2 separate regions of the Mus musculus genome follow, and region 2 is linked to region 1. Evidence: chromatin loops called from intact Hi-C (ENCODE). Cell type or tissue: heart. All regions are shown on one strand.

The links. Hi-C counts contacts between places; a loop is a spot of excess contacts. Peaks named below come from ENCODE experiments on the same cell type or tissue, not always from the same donor. Only the 100,000 strongest peaks of a DNase experiment are listed, where the experiment ranks them.
Region 2: a loop joins it to region 1, with 9 times the contacts of the local background. A loop is called at or near these places in 36 of 42 quality-filtered maps.

What each region holds. Positions count from the first base shown.
Region 1 is chr2:74,960,800-74,968,799 of GRCm38, forward strand. No RefSeq gene overlaps it. Among named protein-coding and RNA genes, the nearest start is that of Gm46748, 97 kb to the right of the region's middle. In heart, a CTCF peak has its summit at 3,759 (motif pointing left); DNase peaks (open chromatin) are centred at 3,752 and 4,832; H3K27ac peaks cover 424 bases; H3K27me3 peaks cover 758 bases.
Region 2 is chr2:74,711,798-74,719,797 of GRCm38, forward strand. Hoxd3 (homeobox D3) reads left to right here and starts at 196. Exons shown (of 3, transcript NM_010468.2): 1 at 196-519. It overlaps Gm38462 (predicted gene, 38462), which reads right to left and starts at 261. Exons shown (of 2, transcript NR_164327.1): 1 at 173-261. Hoxd3os1 (homeobox D3, opposite strand 1) reads right to left here and starts at 4,333. Exons shown (of 3, transcript NR_027899.1): 1 at 3,909-4,333; 2 at 2,474-2,604. In heart, a CTCF peak has its summit at 4,133 (motif pointing right); DNase peaks (open chromatin) are centred at 304, 634 and 4,184; H3K4me3 peaks cover 1,552 bases; H3K27ac peaks cover 315 bases; H3K27me3 peaks cover 7,634 bases.

The sequences.
Region 1 (8,000 bases):
AAAAACCAAAAGAAGAAGAAGAAGACGACGAAGAAGAAGGAGGAAGAGGAGGAGGAGGAGGAGGAGGAGGAGAAGTAGTGGTGGAGGAAGACCACTGCAGAAGGGAGGAAGATCCCTTATCTACAGTTGTGTCATTAGCCCTCCAAGGCAGAGCTGTATAAGGCAATACCAATCATCTGATTCCTGCTTTGGTAGTTTGCATTGGGTTCAGTTAGCTGGCTCTTCTGTTTGTTCTATTTGAGGTCTCTGGTGCAGCCACCAGCAGGTATGTTGGGGTCTAGCTGGTGGAGGCTGGCCTCATTCACATGTGACAAGATTTCTGGGGTGGCTTAATCTTCATCTCTTCTCTCTGTTTGAGTTCTCATATCCCCCAAAATGCTGCTCTGGGGTTCAATGGTCCTGGTGGTTTCAACAGGGTAAACATGGACGCTTCAAGACTCCTAGTGGCCTGGGCTTGCTCAGATCTGCCACATGGTCTAGGTTAACATGAATCTACATCCAGCCCTAACTCTAGGAGAATGAATGTGGATGCTGCTTCTTATGGCTCCAGGAGAAGCTGCAAATGACATGTGGCCTTGCTTCATCTGGAGGCTTGGACTGTGAGGACTATTCTTCCGGAAAAGCAGATGCTCCTGTTGGGGAGAGGGAGGCGGAGTGAGCCCAGACAATGGTCTCTCTTTTTACCCCAGCATGCAGAAGGCTGCTTGTCTATAGACAAAACGATGTTTTCAGATTCTGGTCTGATATTACTCTCAAACCTCTACCTCGGCTGTTTTCTTACACTTGGAAGCTAGAATTACTTATTTAGTGTGATCCCTAACACCTCTCATGGTTTTCCTATCAATTAGCCTTTGTTCTTGACATCCCCATTGTTCATTATGCTTCCGTGTTTTGACTCAGTGAAAAGTCCTGTTTGGATGAGATCAACAACATCTCCTGCCCTCTCATTCTTCTAGTCCACTGGGTCAAAGGATGAGTAGTTTACATGACTTCTCCCAGGACCTCCTCATCTAGGTTATGAGACCGTCTCCTTGAGTTTTTCTGTGGTATCTACAGTGACCTTAGTGTGTCCAACACACCATATGGAGGGTAGTCTCTTGATTCTCCTCCACAGATCAAGAGTTCCCTGAAGGCAAAACAAACAAACAAACAACAACAACAACCATTCCTCATCCTCTGTGACTCTTAGCCCAGTGTAGACACACACCCTAACCTCAAAATGTGAAGACTTGGATTGCATAATAAATTCTCTGAGATTTATCTCTCAATCCTTTTGATTTAAAAAAATCTTCAATTGCCTTCTGAAGGACTCTGAGATGTATAAATACAAGACCACCTCCAAGAGAGCAGTTTCCAGTACTGTTAGGTGGTCCTTAGAAAATTCTGGAGCTCCTCGCATCTCTAATGCCATCAAGGCCTAGTTTTTCATTCACCTACTTTGCAATACTATGGTTCTCACTAGTGTACATTTCTGTTGGACTGGAGAGAAACCGGGGGAAAGGCTGTTAACGTCTCCCTTGAAATTGGACTACATGGCCATGAGAACCCAAAGTTCAGCACACGAGTGGAACTTCCTGGTGGACTTTACATATTTGTGGTGATCTGAGGAAATGGCTCCCACCTCGGGCAGTGATCAGCCCTGGTCACTCTCTGAGGCCAGCTGGCAGCTCTTCCCCCATGCCATCTCTGCAACAGGAGAAGGCTCAATGAGTGGGTGAGAGCACGGTGGGAAGAAGCGATAAACTGGGGGTGAGAGGGGGGAGGAGAGGAGGAAGGAAGGGGCTAACCTACTCCCCTGCTGTTGTCCAGAGCCTGGTCCATCTGAGCCTCCCCATTACCATTTCCTTGTTCCCTGAGTCTGTCAAGGGCAGACTTTATAGCTTCCTCTTGCACACATTAAAGAATGTTGGCTCTAGAGGTGGAATATTGAACTTGGAGCTCTGTAAACCTTGCAAATTTCAGTCCATAACCGATTTTCTAATAGCGCACTTAATCTTCGCTTTTCTTTCACCCCCTCCCCAGATCGATATTGATCATCAAATGCTTCTGTGTCTCTCAAGAAAGGGTTGAACTTGCTTCTTGCTTGACCTCACGTGGGGGACGGGTTGAGAAGATTTTGTTCTTAGGATACCACAGACTAAGCCCTTACATAAAACGTCTCTAAATGAGACTGTAGCGAGTATCACCATCTTCCAACCGGATCCACACAGAGCTAACCCTCCAAAGACCTGGTCCAGACCATAACCCTATGAAGTAGATTCTGCTAGAATTATCCTGAGACGGAGAAATAGGGCTGAGGGTGAGCAAACTGGTTCAGCAAGGTTTAGGAGGGCGGGGATACTTGAATTCTGGTGCGCACTGCTTCTATAAGTGGGTGTTGAGAGTCAGTCAGTATATGCACACCCCGCCATCTTCTCTCACTACCAACTTTTGTTGAGCATCTAATATGTACCAGCGACATTTAATATACTAGCTGAATTTGGATACTGCTATTACTTGTATACAGAGAGAGAGAGAGAGAGAGAGAGAGAGAGAGAGAGAGAGAGAGAGAGAGAGAAGGGGGATACTGCATGGTGAAGTATTTGGATTTAAGCTTCAGACTTCCTGGGTTCAAATTCTGATTCTGTCTCAGTTTATCACTGTGTGATCAAGTGGGAGAGTAGGGGCCCCTGATAAGGCTCAGAGGACTTAATATTTTCAGAGTGCCCAGGACAGTGAGAGAAACCACTGGGATTTTATGAGAGCTTGATTAATAATTCAATTAGCTTTCCAAATGTTCCTGAAATGGTAAAGAGTGAAGCCTTGTGGGCAGCAAGAGCTAGCTATGCAATAACCAACCCAGCAAGAAAATCTTTACAAGAAAATGAAAAAAAAAAAAACCCAACCTATCAAATTAAAAAAAAAATCCATAACAAGTTTTAAATGAGAACGCTGCCCAAATGTGTCTACTGAGCTGCGAAGCATACATGAGGCAATGAGCTAAACTGTCTAATTGTATCTGAAAGAAAAAAATACATAAGTTATTTAAAATATTTAGTTAGGTGTAGTTGTGCCTGCCTGTAATCCAAGTATTGGGGAGTCTGAGGCAAGAGATTACAATAAAGCCACTTGAGTCTCAACTTATGATTCTGGGTTTGAAGGCACCATTCTGTATGTTCCTAAATTATTTGTTTTCAAGATGTTTTAGGTCTGTATAAAATGGGGCTAATTGTTTTGGATTATGAGTGGGCTACTGTTTCAATTATTTATTCACAGGCTGGAGAAAATAGGGTCCTTTTCACACATACCCACACTGTCAGTAACACCGTTCATCCTTGAGAAGTTAAGTGACAGAGGGTCACTTTAATATTGATGCCTATGTGCACACCCATGCACACAGTTGGCTCAGGCTTTTATGAGACGGTCTAAGAATTCCTTGTGCCGTTTCAGCCGGCTGCGAAAGCAGGCAAGACCATCTTTTAACTTTTGTGGGCATGTATTCAACCTTCTTCACAAACCTACATTTAATTTCATTGACTTGTCTATTTTTTCTTCAGATTTTGCTTTTAATCCTTGCCACAAGAGCTGCCTCCCATCAAAATGTTCATTTTCATTAGGGATGGGAGGAAGATTTCTCCGAGGGGAGTGTCTGCTTTGAAGGAAGAAGCAGAGGGTTAGAGAATTCAAAATGCCAATTATGTGTAAGGTCGGCTGGTGAGGAGCAACGCTATAAAGGCCACGGAGTTTACTGCAAAAGGGTGCCCCCTGCTGGAGGCTCCTTCAATTGCGTCAGCTCAGCTCAGTTCATAACCTAAAGCAGCTGCCTTTCCCAGTGCCAACTCAGATTCTCTGCAGATGTTTCCTTATGACCCATCCACATGTTTGCTAAATATCATCTGTTAATTCCCCCCAAACATCCTGGATCTAGTTCTTTTATGTGTAACTCGACTTAAGGTCTTAAAATAGATGACAGCAAAAACATTTAAAAAATATATCTCACAGGTACAATTGTCTTGAATATCATCAGCACACTAACTCCGTAGTTGGACTCCAGTCTTAAAGGGCATTCCAGCTATTTTACGACAAACGGAGGTAAGGCATGTGCCCATTGTCCCTAGTCTTTAGCTTTTGATCATAGGATTTCAATGAATCACCATCAGTAGGAAGAGAGAGAAGTCTCAACTATCTATCTATCTATCTATCTATCTATCTATCTATCTATCTATCTATCTATCTATCTATCTATCTATCTATCGTGTGTGTGTGTGTGTGTGTGTGAGTGTGCATGCATGTGTATAGATATATGTGGCCTCAGACACCCTCTGTCTATCCCCCAGGAAGGTGCCCCCCCCACCCCAAGCAAGACTTCCATGCAACTGGATAGAGAGGCAAAATTGCTGTTGTCAGCGTCCCTTTGTGGGTGAAGGCTAACTGCCCTCTGCTGCTAGCCGGTGCAGGCTTCATTTGATAAGGAAATTCACACTCTTCCAAGGACTGTTTGCCATGTAAAATGAGGTTCTTGGATAGGAAAAAAAATTTTCTTACTGCAAAAAGAAAGATTTCTTCCTGGTAAAATAGTTGGGGTTTTTTTTTGGGGGGGGGGGAAACGGTGTAGCCCCCCCATCAAATCACACACCAGGATTCCCCTTGGAAAGAGGATCGGTTGCCATGGTAACCAAACCTTCAGCAGTTTCCCTCAAGACAGTGGAGACTGGAAGGAAATCAGGAGATGGCGGAAGTCTACCGAAGAGGCCCCAGGTCCTCACCACACCCACTGGTTCCTAGTAGCATTAGGGAAGCGGCCTAGGGACCAGCTGTGGCTTTGCTCCGGGATACTAGGAGCAGGCAGCTGGGCTGGGATCCCTTTGTGCTAAGGGAGGTCTGCCGAAGACAAGCAGCCTCTGATTACAGGATGTTTCATCAGAGCAGCTGCAAGCCATCGGCTCCTGACTCAGTGCCTTTCTGAGGGTCCACCCTAAGGAACTTCCCAGGACGCACTTACTGAACTTGACTGGGAAGGCTAGACTACTGTCAGAGTTCTTTTAAAGGGGAAGGTAGACCAAAACGCCATTGTGTTTTTTCGAAAAAACCTTCCTCCGTTGGGCTAGGCAGGCGCTTTCCTCAGCCCGGCACTGTCACCTTCGGGAAATCAGCCGAAATCTGCGGACGGGGTGGGGTGGGGGCATCCCACAAGTACTACATAAGAAACTCTAGGTAGGACCAACTCACTGGTGTTTTGGCAAACTTTCTGGGTTTTTTTGATGCACACCAAAGTCTGAGAATCACAAAAGTGATGAGAAATCTGTAATTTAGTTTTACTAGGACACATGAGAGGAATAACAAGGGCTGAAATGGCCACCCCAGCGCCTTCATCCTCCTGAGACCAAAAGCAGGTTCTTGATGCTTACTGCCTGTTGCCTTCCTCCTCTTCCGGGAGTTACCACGCCTTTAGTGTCTTGTTGAATCCGGACAGACAGGGATACTGTTTGAATCGACAATATCAGCTTATGGAGGGCTACAGTTTGCTTAATGGTTGGCTTTATTGTGGACTCTCTGTGTCCAAAGCTCGCTATAGACACTGATTGCCTCTCTAGAGAGCTTTCTAATGTCCTATAAGGGATCCAAGCCAGTACTGAGAAGAGAAGGTGGCTTTAACTTCACAGAAAACCGTTGTGAGATGCCATGGGATTTTGCCCCGAGTATTGTAGTGTGGATACTCATCTCCCAAAAGAGGGCTGCTTTGTCATTATGCACAGTTTGAAAAGTGCTAGGCACGGCTTCCTTGGAGTATAAGGACTTCAATAACACCCACCATCAGTGGAGGTTGAATATCTACTGAACATATCTAATATACTAGTACTTTTATTGACTCTTACCACAACCCTACAGCATACATAGTTTCATTTAACAGTAAGAATTAAGAGACGATGTTGATGAGAAGTAACTCATCCAAATTCCTAAAGCTAGGGCATGTCGTCTTCAGAATCAGAACTCCCGATGGTCTACTTTCAGGAACCATGGATAACTACAGCCTCCCTTATATCCTCCTGTATGAGCCACCTCCTTCCTAGACCGGCAGAAGTCACTTTGTTTTGGTGCTGGGACTTGAACCCAGGGCTTATATAAGCTAGACAGAAACTCTAGCATTGAGTTGTGCCCACAATCTGGCTCCTTCCTCTTTGTTAATATTGCTGTTGATAATTTGTGGACGTTTGCATTGGTGTCTTATTTCATCTTCACAGTCGCCCTTTGAGGGAGGTAGTGCTGTCAAGATCTCTCTGTTGCAGAAGAGGAAACCGAGGCTCTAAATAGACAAGTAGCCTGTCTGAAGCCCCATAGTTAGCAATACGGCTGAGCCAACATCCAGACCAGGAAGAACATTCATATTTAATGGACTCGATTCTGCCACTTAGCATGTGGTGGCGTGTATCCAAATCTGTGGTTATCAGGTTGTTGATGGCAGCCTTTTAGAGTTACCACTTGTTTTTCTCTCATATATTCAGAAAAGACCAAGATTTAGAGTTCTTCAAGACTATTGTTTGTTTTTCCATTTATTCATGAGTGTGCGCGCGTGTGTGTAAGCATGTGTGCAGGCATGTGGAAGTCAGGAAACACTTGTGAGGACCAGTTCTTTCTCTGTACTACATGTTGCTAAATAATAGCTTAGTTGACAGGGGTCATGTGCCATGTAATTCATTTACTAAAGTGTGTAATTCCGTGGCTTTTGCTATATTTATATGTGGAAGTGAAATGATGTCTTCTTGGAACCAGCTCTCCTTCCACTGTGGGTTCCAGGGATGGACCTCAGATCATCAGGGCAAGCACCCTTCCTTACTGGCTCAGTCATCTAGCTGGTAACAATCTTTCCTGTTTCTACTTCCATTCCCTGCTCAGGAGTTGGATTTTTGAGTTAAAACCTCCCAAGTTTGCTGGTGGTGAGCTTGCAGGCAGGGCTCGGTCAGACATTCCACTCCTCGGTGAGAAGCAGAAGAGAAAAGGGACGAGCAGTTTGAGGAAAGCGGCTGCACATTTTACATCCGAAGAAGTCTATGAAGATTTCCATTTCTCCACAGCCTGAGCAGCACGTGTGATGTCTGTCTTTTTGATTTTAGCCATCCCCCTGGGTGGAAGGTGGTATCTCATTTGGTTTTGATTTGATGGCTAATCTGGAGAGTTTTGAGCATGGTGGTGACACAGTCTGGCTTGGGTTTCAAAGGAACTGTGTGGATAAGAATAGACTGGAGTGGAGAGGAGGCAGAGGTCAGGGGAACCGATAGGAGGGCATTGTATTATCCAGGTGGGAAAAAAGATGGTGGCAGGAGACACAGTTAAAAGGAATGGAATCCCAACAAGGAGGACCTCCTATAAGTTCTCCAGGATCAGGAAGACAAAGATCCCATCCCATGACCATCTCCTTGAAACAGAAATAGAACAAATGAGACTTGCTGCATTAACAACCAAGTACTTCCTTATCCATAATAAAGACAATAGTAACCTGGGAACCTTGAGTCTGGGTGAGTGGTCTATACCTGGATGAAGGGTTTGGTGGCATAGTAGGGTGGCACGAACATGAGCATGACCATAGCACTGCTGTCAGGGGGCTTGCCCTTGAGACCCTAGCTGGGGAATGAGTGACTTTCCATCATTTGACACCTCTATGGGCCAGTTGTAATCAGAGAAGGAGAATTCATTCCTAACTCTGCCAGGCTATCATTGGGTAAGCACAGAGGATTCAAGACTTCCCAGTGACTTTTCTCAGAGCAGGGCAAGACAGAGACCAGCTCAAAGGGGCATCAGAAAGAGAAAAGGGGGCCACATGTTGTGACTCATATTTTCTGACTCTCAAGTATTTCTGTCCTGCAGCCTTTTAGAACAGGCAAAAATCAAAACACACAACAAAGCCGGGCGGTGGTGGTGCACGCCTTTAATCCTAGCACTTGAGAGGCAGAGGCAGGCAGATTTCTGAGTTTGAGGCCAGCCTGGTCTACAAAGTGAGTTCCAGGACAGCCAGGGCTACACAG
Region 2 (8,000 bases), 250 kb before region 1:
AAGAAAATTTACAACTTGGTAATAGACCTTTTTATGACCTATTTGCGGTCGTCATTGGCTGCGGCTGGTCATGTGCAGGCGCCGCTCGCCTTCACGGCCTTTTTCCTGATTTCCCAGGCGAATTTGCCCCCGCATTCTGCTTTCCCAGAGCCTCACCCCCTCTTTTTCTAACCTTTGTCTCTGCAGAGGTGGGCTCTAGTCGCCGGCTGCGGGATCGCGTGGTCCGCAGCGGCCTGGGCTCCCGCCGCGACTCCACCGCAGCTCGCCCCCGGTCGCGATTGCGGCCGCTTCCAGAGCCGGCGGGGAGCCCGGAAGGAGCCCCGGGCGCCGAGCCACCAGCCGCCTCTCACACTCCAGCAGGGAGCCGACCGCCTGCTTCAACCCTGGTCCCGAGCTTCCTACCCGATCCCTCCAGCAACATGAGCCCAAACCTGCCGAGGATGGTGAGCGCAGCCGGGCAGCGCCGGATGGATTCCAGCCACAGTCCGGGCCGACCGCCCGCAGTTCGGCACCCTCCGGGTAAGAGCCACCCTGCTGGCGCAGGAGCTGCCCGCTCCACCGCCTCGGGCAATGGGTGCCACTTCCCCAGCTCCCCGCGTTATTCAAGAACCTGGGGATCGCTCTCTGCATCCTCGTCCCTAAAGTATGTCCCTTGGGGCTCGAGGTAGGGTCCTGCTAGGCTCAAAAGTGCATTGGGGACTCCTTCGTGTCTCTCACCTCACCCCACCCCCTCAGAGATCCCTTGACTTGGAAACCCGCAGATCCCGAGCTCCCCTCCCCCAATCCGCCCTGTGAAGAAGAATGTGAAAATGGTTTCTGGACTCCTCAGCTTGGCTGGGGCTGGGGGGTGAGGGGTGGGGTCAGTAAAGGTTTCGTATGGTATAGAATACCGTGTTTCTGTGGTTTGATGGTGGTCAGAACTACCCTAGGTTAACAGGTGTTTTTCGAGGGTTGGGTCGTGGGTGGGGGTGGGGAGACTTCGGTGTATTCAGGATGTCTTTCATGGGTGAGGCCAATTTTTAGGATCTATATTTTATTGGGCCTTGTGTATAAAGACGCTTTAATTATTTAAAAACATTTCTCTAATTCTTAAGGGGAAAATGGTAATAATAACCCAAGCTAGGTTCTTCCTGCATCTGATAATGTGTCAGGTGAATTTGGACTATTTTATGTCACAAATGGATGTTTGCTATGGGAAGTAATATCAGAAAATCTGGTACAGGTTTTAGGATAAACCCAATAGATATTTGAGAAATGTGAGGCATTTCGGCGTTCAAACATCGCGTGTGTTTCTCATTTGTCAGAGTAATGAAAGAGTAGATCTTTTTGCTTTCCAAATGCGTTGTGTTTTTTTTTCCATTTTCCAATAAACACCATACTGCAATATTTCCCTTATTTCGAAACTACTGAACCAAACACACAGGAAAAAAAAAGAAAGAAAGAAAAAGAAAATCTTTGCAGAACATAATGTTGTTTCACTCCCCAAAATTTTGGATGGCATTTGACGATGCACTTTGAAACCCCTATTTCCTGTTCCTTCAGGAACACATAGGGAAACATTGAAACCTTAGACAATCTGCCGCATTGCGCATAAGACTGCACATGGCGGTGGGCCATAGTCCCCAACGTGCTTATCGACAAATCCTTATTGTTTGCCCAGATATTCCAGTATAACAGTGTTGGCTGTACAAATACTTGTGAACAATAGGTGATATGTTTGTAGAAAGGTGTTTTTAGTAATTAAGGATGGAATCACTCTCATTTCAAAATGGAGGACCAGTTGATGTCTGCAGAATTGTTCTGGGTCGGTAACTCAGAGGGCTCACTGTCTCTGGAGTGGGTTTTTGTTTCTTATTTTATTTTTATTCGGAGCGTCTGTATCTTGTAAGCAGTTCCCTATTACACATTGATGACGCTGAGAGTAAGAGGAAACATTCCCTTTGGAAAAACAAGCTCCTTGACTGCGTCCATAGGCCCTGCAGCTAGCTAGGTTCATTGAAGTTGGGTGGGGCTCAAAGACTTGATGGCCTGAGTCTGGGTGGGGCTGGGGGTGGACTTGGAGTTCTGAGGCTGGGTGGGGCTGGGGTGGGCTGGATGCTCGGCTGGCCAAGTTGTAGGTTTGGGGTTTCAGCTGCTTTTTCCTGGGTTTGGTGGCCCAGCGTGTTTCGGTGAAGAACGTGGTTCTGATTACACAGAGGAAGGTGGTGCCAGGTGCAAACATGGAGGATGTAGGGTATCATTGTGAGCCTCGTGGTGATATTCAAAGCTTATTGGAAAGAAACGGTTGGTTGCCACTTGAGAAATAAACGTTTGGGAAGTCGCACATTTTCTCTACAAGGAAAGGCTAAGAGGCTGACACCGCCATAACTGCCTTCATTGTCTCTGTGAACCTAACAACAAAAAATAAACAAAAAAGGAAAGAAAACCGGAGAGAAAAAGAAACGAAATTTAAAGATTATTCGGAGCCTAAGACCTTAGAGGTTTCTGGGCAAAACTCCCAGCGTCCTGGGTCCAAACTTCTATTTATAGACTGGGGAGCCAATGTCCTGGCCTTGGTTTCTTCTTGGGTGGACACAAGAGCTGGGAGTGCAGTCTCTGGAAAGTCTAGGAAATAAAGCAAAGTTCGCTATTACAAACGTAGCCAAGAAAACTGGCTGAAAATCAACCGTCTTTTTCCTATCATATCTTTCTACTAATACGTATATTTTGCCAGAATTCTGTTCTCTGAGTCCAAGAGGCAGGGGAAACCGGAACAAAGACAGTATTTCACCCTGGGCTGGCAGGCAGCTGTTAGAGGTGTTTACGGCCTTGTCGCAGTGCGGCGGAGGCCAGTGAGGGTTTTCGGGGGCACAGGAAGCTGTGGAGAAGCAACCAAGAACTCGGAATTCCGATTTAAATCCAATTTAGGTGCACTTTTTCGGAAATGATAAAAATAGATACCATTGTTTCAAAGGAAAGTATCTCCTAGACTTGATAGTTTTGCAAAACTAGAGGAGAAATTATGCTCTCTAAACCCAGGGTGGTGTTCCCCCTCTCTGTTAACAGATGACAGGGAGAAGCTGCACCCCATATGTGAAAATTCTAATTCAAAGACAACACTGAGTGTCCATCTGCAACATGGAGATTTTGTTGATTTGATTGAACCAGACTAGAAAGATTGATTTGAGGCATTAATTCAGATTTTCCTGCAAAAGAAAACCACGTGTTTCATGCCTCTTTTAGATAGGATTCTCGAGTCCTTCCACAGCCAGGCGCTGGAGTGGTGTGCGTTGGAACCCCCGGCACTGTGCTTGAGGCGGCATCGCTCAGAGCCTCTGCAGTGCGGGGCCGCGCACGCCCAGCGCATGTGCAGTGAAATAGCCCAGCCCAGGGATTGACCCAGTACTGCACAGACTGGGGGAGGGAGCGATAGGAGGAGATAACCAGACCCATTACCCCTTCCTTAGGCTTTGCTGCTCACCGTTTCTTCCTTTCATCTAAAGATAGCCACGACTTTACCCTTGACTACAATTACTTTCAATCTTAGACTTAAACCACCCCACCCTAATGTGTCTGTACACTAGAAATAGGTTGCAAATATGAGCTAGTAGTGAGTAGAATTTTTTTCTTTTCCAGGTGTACACACACACACACACACACACACACACACACACACACACACACGACCCTCAGAAATAGTTTTTTTTTTTTTTCAGACTGGCGCTGCGGCTCTGGGAAAAGGCCTTTCTTCCTGGTGCCCGTTCAAACTGACAAACTTCGGGACGATCGTTCTTGTAACGAACACCAGCACAGCACATTCTAAAGCTCAGGCTCAGCAGAGAGCAATCAGATAAACAAATAAGTAAATAAATAAACAAACAAACAAACAAACAAACAAACAAACTGGAGGGATTTTCCTCCTGCCTCACCTAATCAAGGAGAGATGAGATGCTCGCTTCTGGGTCACAGGCTTGTTGTCTGAGCTGGGGGTGGGGCGGTAAGAGGTAGCCTCAAGGACTTTTGGACTCCTTTTTGCCTCTCCAGTGGACGTGGCAGAATCAACTTCTGATGTCCCAGGAAGGAAGTGCCTAGTCTAGGTTTTCTAGGGCTGGTGGTGTCCCTTTTCGGTTGTCTGGAGCTTTGTCCAGGAGGAGGCGCTGTAGGACAAGCGTCTCGCTGGCTTCGCCGATGCCGCCCATGCCCTGGGTGGGAGGGGAATGGGAGGACACAAGAGCCACCCGTTCTTCTGCCCCGCCTTCCACCTCAGCTCGCTCAGCGCTCAGCGTGCGTGGCATCAGACAAGGGTGGGTGGTGTGATCACTTGTCCGCCAGCTGCCCTCAACCAGGCATCTCTGAGGTCTTTGGAACCTGAAAACTGATGCCGGGGTGAAAGGCCACCTTGTTTCCCTCGGCGACCCAGAGGGGGCGTTATTTCCTCATTCTGTACTCTAGGAACAGGCAACCAGATTTTGTGATAGAGCAAGCTGTTCCTAAACCTCAGGGCCCCAGTGAGAAGCAGCACCCCATGAACAGCTTCAGTTCTTGCCTTTCACTTGTCCCAAGTTCCTAGTACCCAGGACAGGCAGCTTGGGGAAGCACAGCATGGATGGAGACCCTTTCTAGCAAGGCAACTGACCTCCTCCTGCTAATTTAGAACAGCGCCTGGGCCCTGTGACACATTTCTGACTCTCTGAAAGTCTGAGGCAATCCCACCTGCACCCCATAGCTTGCGAATCATGCTGGTGTGTGGACTTCTGTCCCCAACACTCCTGCCTCACCACTGTGCTCGTCGCAGGCCTACTGTGTGGTTCGCCGGCTGGTCTCCGTTCAAAGGTGACAACTCACCCAGCTTCACTGATCCTCAGTTGACCCCTAGCAATGTCCCCCTCTTTGTTAATTTAGGGCAATGATTCTCAGAGGTCTGTGTGAGCCCAAATGTCTGGATAAATGAGGTTTCTAGGTTCCACACCAAACACCCTGAATTCAAATGTCAAGAAGCAGTGTCCAGGCATCCTGAAAACACTCTCCCCAAGGCAATGAAGATATGTACATAGGTTGGAGAGCCATGGGTTAAGGGTGTCTCCTGCTTAGCTCTTTATTCTCCTGGTCCTGAGTTTCTTCTTTGTCTACACTGGGCATACCCAAAGCCCCTGGAGTTACAATCATGACTATCTGGGTTTTGTTTTTGTTTTTGTGTTTTTTTTTTTTTTTTTTAGTTACCACACTATAGGTGAGTAATTTCTTCCATTTTATGCATGAAATTACGGGGTCTATGCATTCCTCACGCTGGGTTTTGCAAGTGCCAAGAGCAGGTTCTAAACTAAGTTCAGGCTTAATTGGGTTCAAATTCAAACCCTACACTTGCTTGATGCTTGGCCTTCAGTGAGCAGGACAATGTCTTTGAGCTCATTTCCTTCTTTGAAAGTAGGAATAGAAAGAGTATCATCAAGAGTTCTTATGAGGATCTTACTTTTTTAGAGACAGGATGTCATTATGTTACCAGACTGGCCTTGGACTTATGGCAATCCTTATGGCAGTCCCCAGGGTACCATGGGGTGTAAGCCCACCACACATGTCTTAGTTTTTACTTCCATGTTACTTTTATATTGAGCACAATCCTAACTGTGTTGAGTATACTTATTAGCTAAGTACTTAAAACAGTGCTTCGGCACATAAACATTTAACACCATTAATGGTATTGGCCCCGCTTTCTCATAAGTAAGACCTTGGATTTTCCAGGCAAAAGAAACTAGCTTATTTTCTCACTAAATCCTTGAGTTCTATACAGGATAAAAGAGACCTAAACTGGACATGATGGTTCATGCCTATAGTCCCCACACTTAGGAAGCGGCAGCAGAAGGATCAACATTTGAATTTGAGGCCAGCCTAGGCTTCATATGGAGTTCAAACCCAGCCTAGACTACTTAGCAAGTCCCTATCTCAATGAAACAAAGCAATAAAATAAATCTTGGTCAGGTGTCATTGGCAATGGCCTCTCAGATCTCAGTGTCTAGTACCCAGGAGGAAAGCTCTCTTGGCTCTTTAACAGGTGGCCTTACACTCCAGTAGGTGTGTTTGGAACTTCTTGGGAGGGCTTGCAGTCTCTCCTAAGCTCACTGTCAGGTCCTCTAGTCCCTTTCAGCATCACCCTGTTGTCCTGTCAGCCGCACCCACCCAGAGGGTCATTCTTGTACAGTCCCAGGGCATCCTAGTCACCTGGACTGTGAATGGGGTGGAGTAAGAAAGGAAAAAGCCAGGCCCTTCTCCCTAGCTTAATCTACCTGAACCCTGTGATTTAGGCATCGTGGCCATGGCCAAACCCAAGTCCTAACTTGGGCAAGGGTAGTGACAAAGTGTGCTTTTGGAAGGACTTATCCTTCAAGTTTTCCAAGGTCCTTCCATTTCCTTGAAAGGAACAAACAAAAATTTGGAGATAGGACCCTGTTGCGAAGCTCAAACTTGTCACAAACTGTCAATCATCCTGCCCCAGCCTCCCACAAGTGAGGGTTGGTTGTAGGTGTGTGCCTCTGCGCTTGGTTGAAATTCTCCTCTCTTATGAAGAATCTCATGAACACCACTTCAGGTTGTAACCTCACACACACACACACACACACACACACACACACACCACACACACACACACACACACACACACACACACACACACACACACACCACACACACACACACACACACACACACACACACACATACACATGTGTACACTTCCTGAGACCAGGTTCCCACCTCTTCAGCTCTGGCTCCCACCACCATTTTCCAGGCTACATCTCTTGACTACACCTGAGTACAATCTGAGTCTGGGTCAGATTATCCTGAAAACATAGAGAGTTTCTTCTCCCTCCAGTTTGTGCTTTGTGAAGTTTTGCCTATAGCCTAAGGGAGCAACCCAACAGGCCATCCACTTCCCATGTCATCCAGACCAGCCAGTCCTCTCTAGCACTAGGATACTCTTCTTGGAACCACTAAAGCCTGTCCTAGCCTCTGACCCCAAGTCAGACATCCTGCCTCCAGGCCCTTTTCCACCATGAAAGGTTCTTGTATCCTACTGAGAGCTTTTCCCTTTAGGGTCTTCCTTTCCTTACAGAGGACTCTAAACTAGTAAGCAGCTCCATCGAGAGAAACTTCAGTAGTAGCGCCAGGAGGACAAAAATCACATTTCTCGATTGTTCAGAAATCCCAGTTCAGTTCTTCTCTGGCTCTAACCCTAGCCTGTGTACTTAAGCATAAATCCTGGGCAGACTCCTTGTTCAATGTGTCTCTAGCCAGAGATTCAACCAAGGCTTCATTCACTCTATCCATCCCTGCTTGATGTGCAAACATTTAGCTTGAGTTCTCAGCATCCTCTCTGGGCAACAGGACTCTTACTGAGCCAACATTAGCATGAGTTTCTTTAGGGTGTACTGAAGGTTGACCTGTATTGAGCCTGAAATATCTGATGCTGTCTTCTGGGACTCCTTCCCTCTTTCCTTCCTGGGAACATCTGGGTTGGGGAAGTCTTATAGGGGACCTTATATCATGGAAGGCCACGGGGAAGAAATTCTCAGGATTGGCTCTAGCTAAATGAGAAGAGGCAATACCCAGTTTACTGGGAAACTAATTTCTTACAGGGTTTTCTTTTTCTTTTTTCCTTTTTGATGCTGGCTGTTGTTGTTGGTTTCCTGTTTGTTTTTGTTGGTTTATCTTATTTTATTTTATTTTATTTTATTTTATTTTATTTTTATTTTGAGCCAGGGCTTCTCTTTGTAGCCCTGGCTGCCCTGGAAACTCATCAGGCTGCCCTTGAACTCACAAGAGATTCACATGCCTCTGCCTCCCAAGTGCTGGGATGAAGGCCTGCACCACCACTGCCCAGCTTCCTTACAGATGCTGCAGGAAGGCTACCCTCTTTTCTCCCTTCCTTGTCGACTGGAACAACTACCAACATTCAAAGTCCTTGGGAGCCAGAATGTTGGCTGGGGCTCAGAGTTTGGGCTCTTGTCTAGCACTCCCAAGTTCCTACT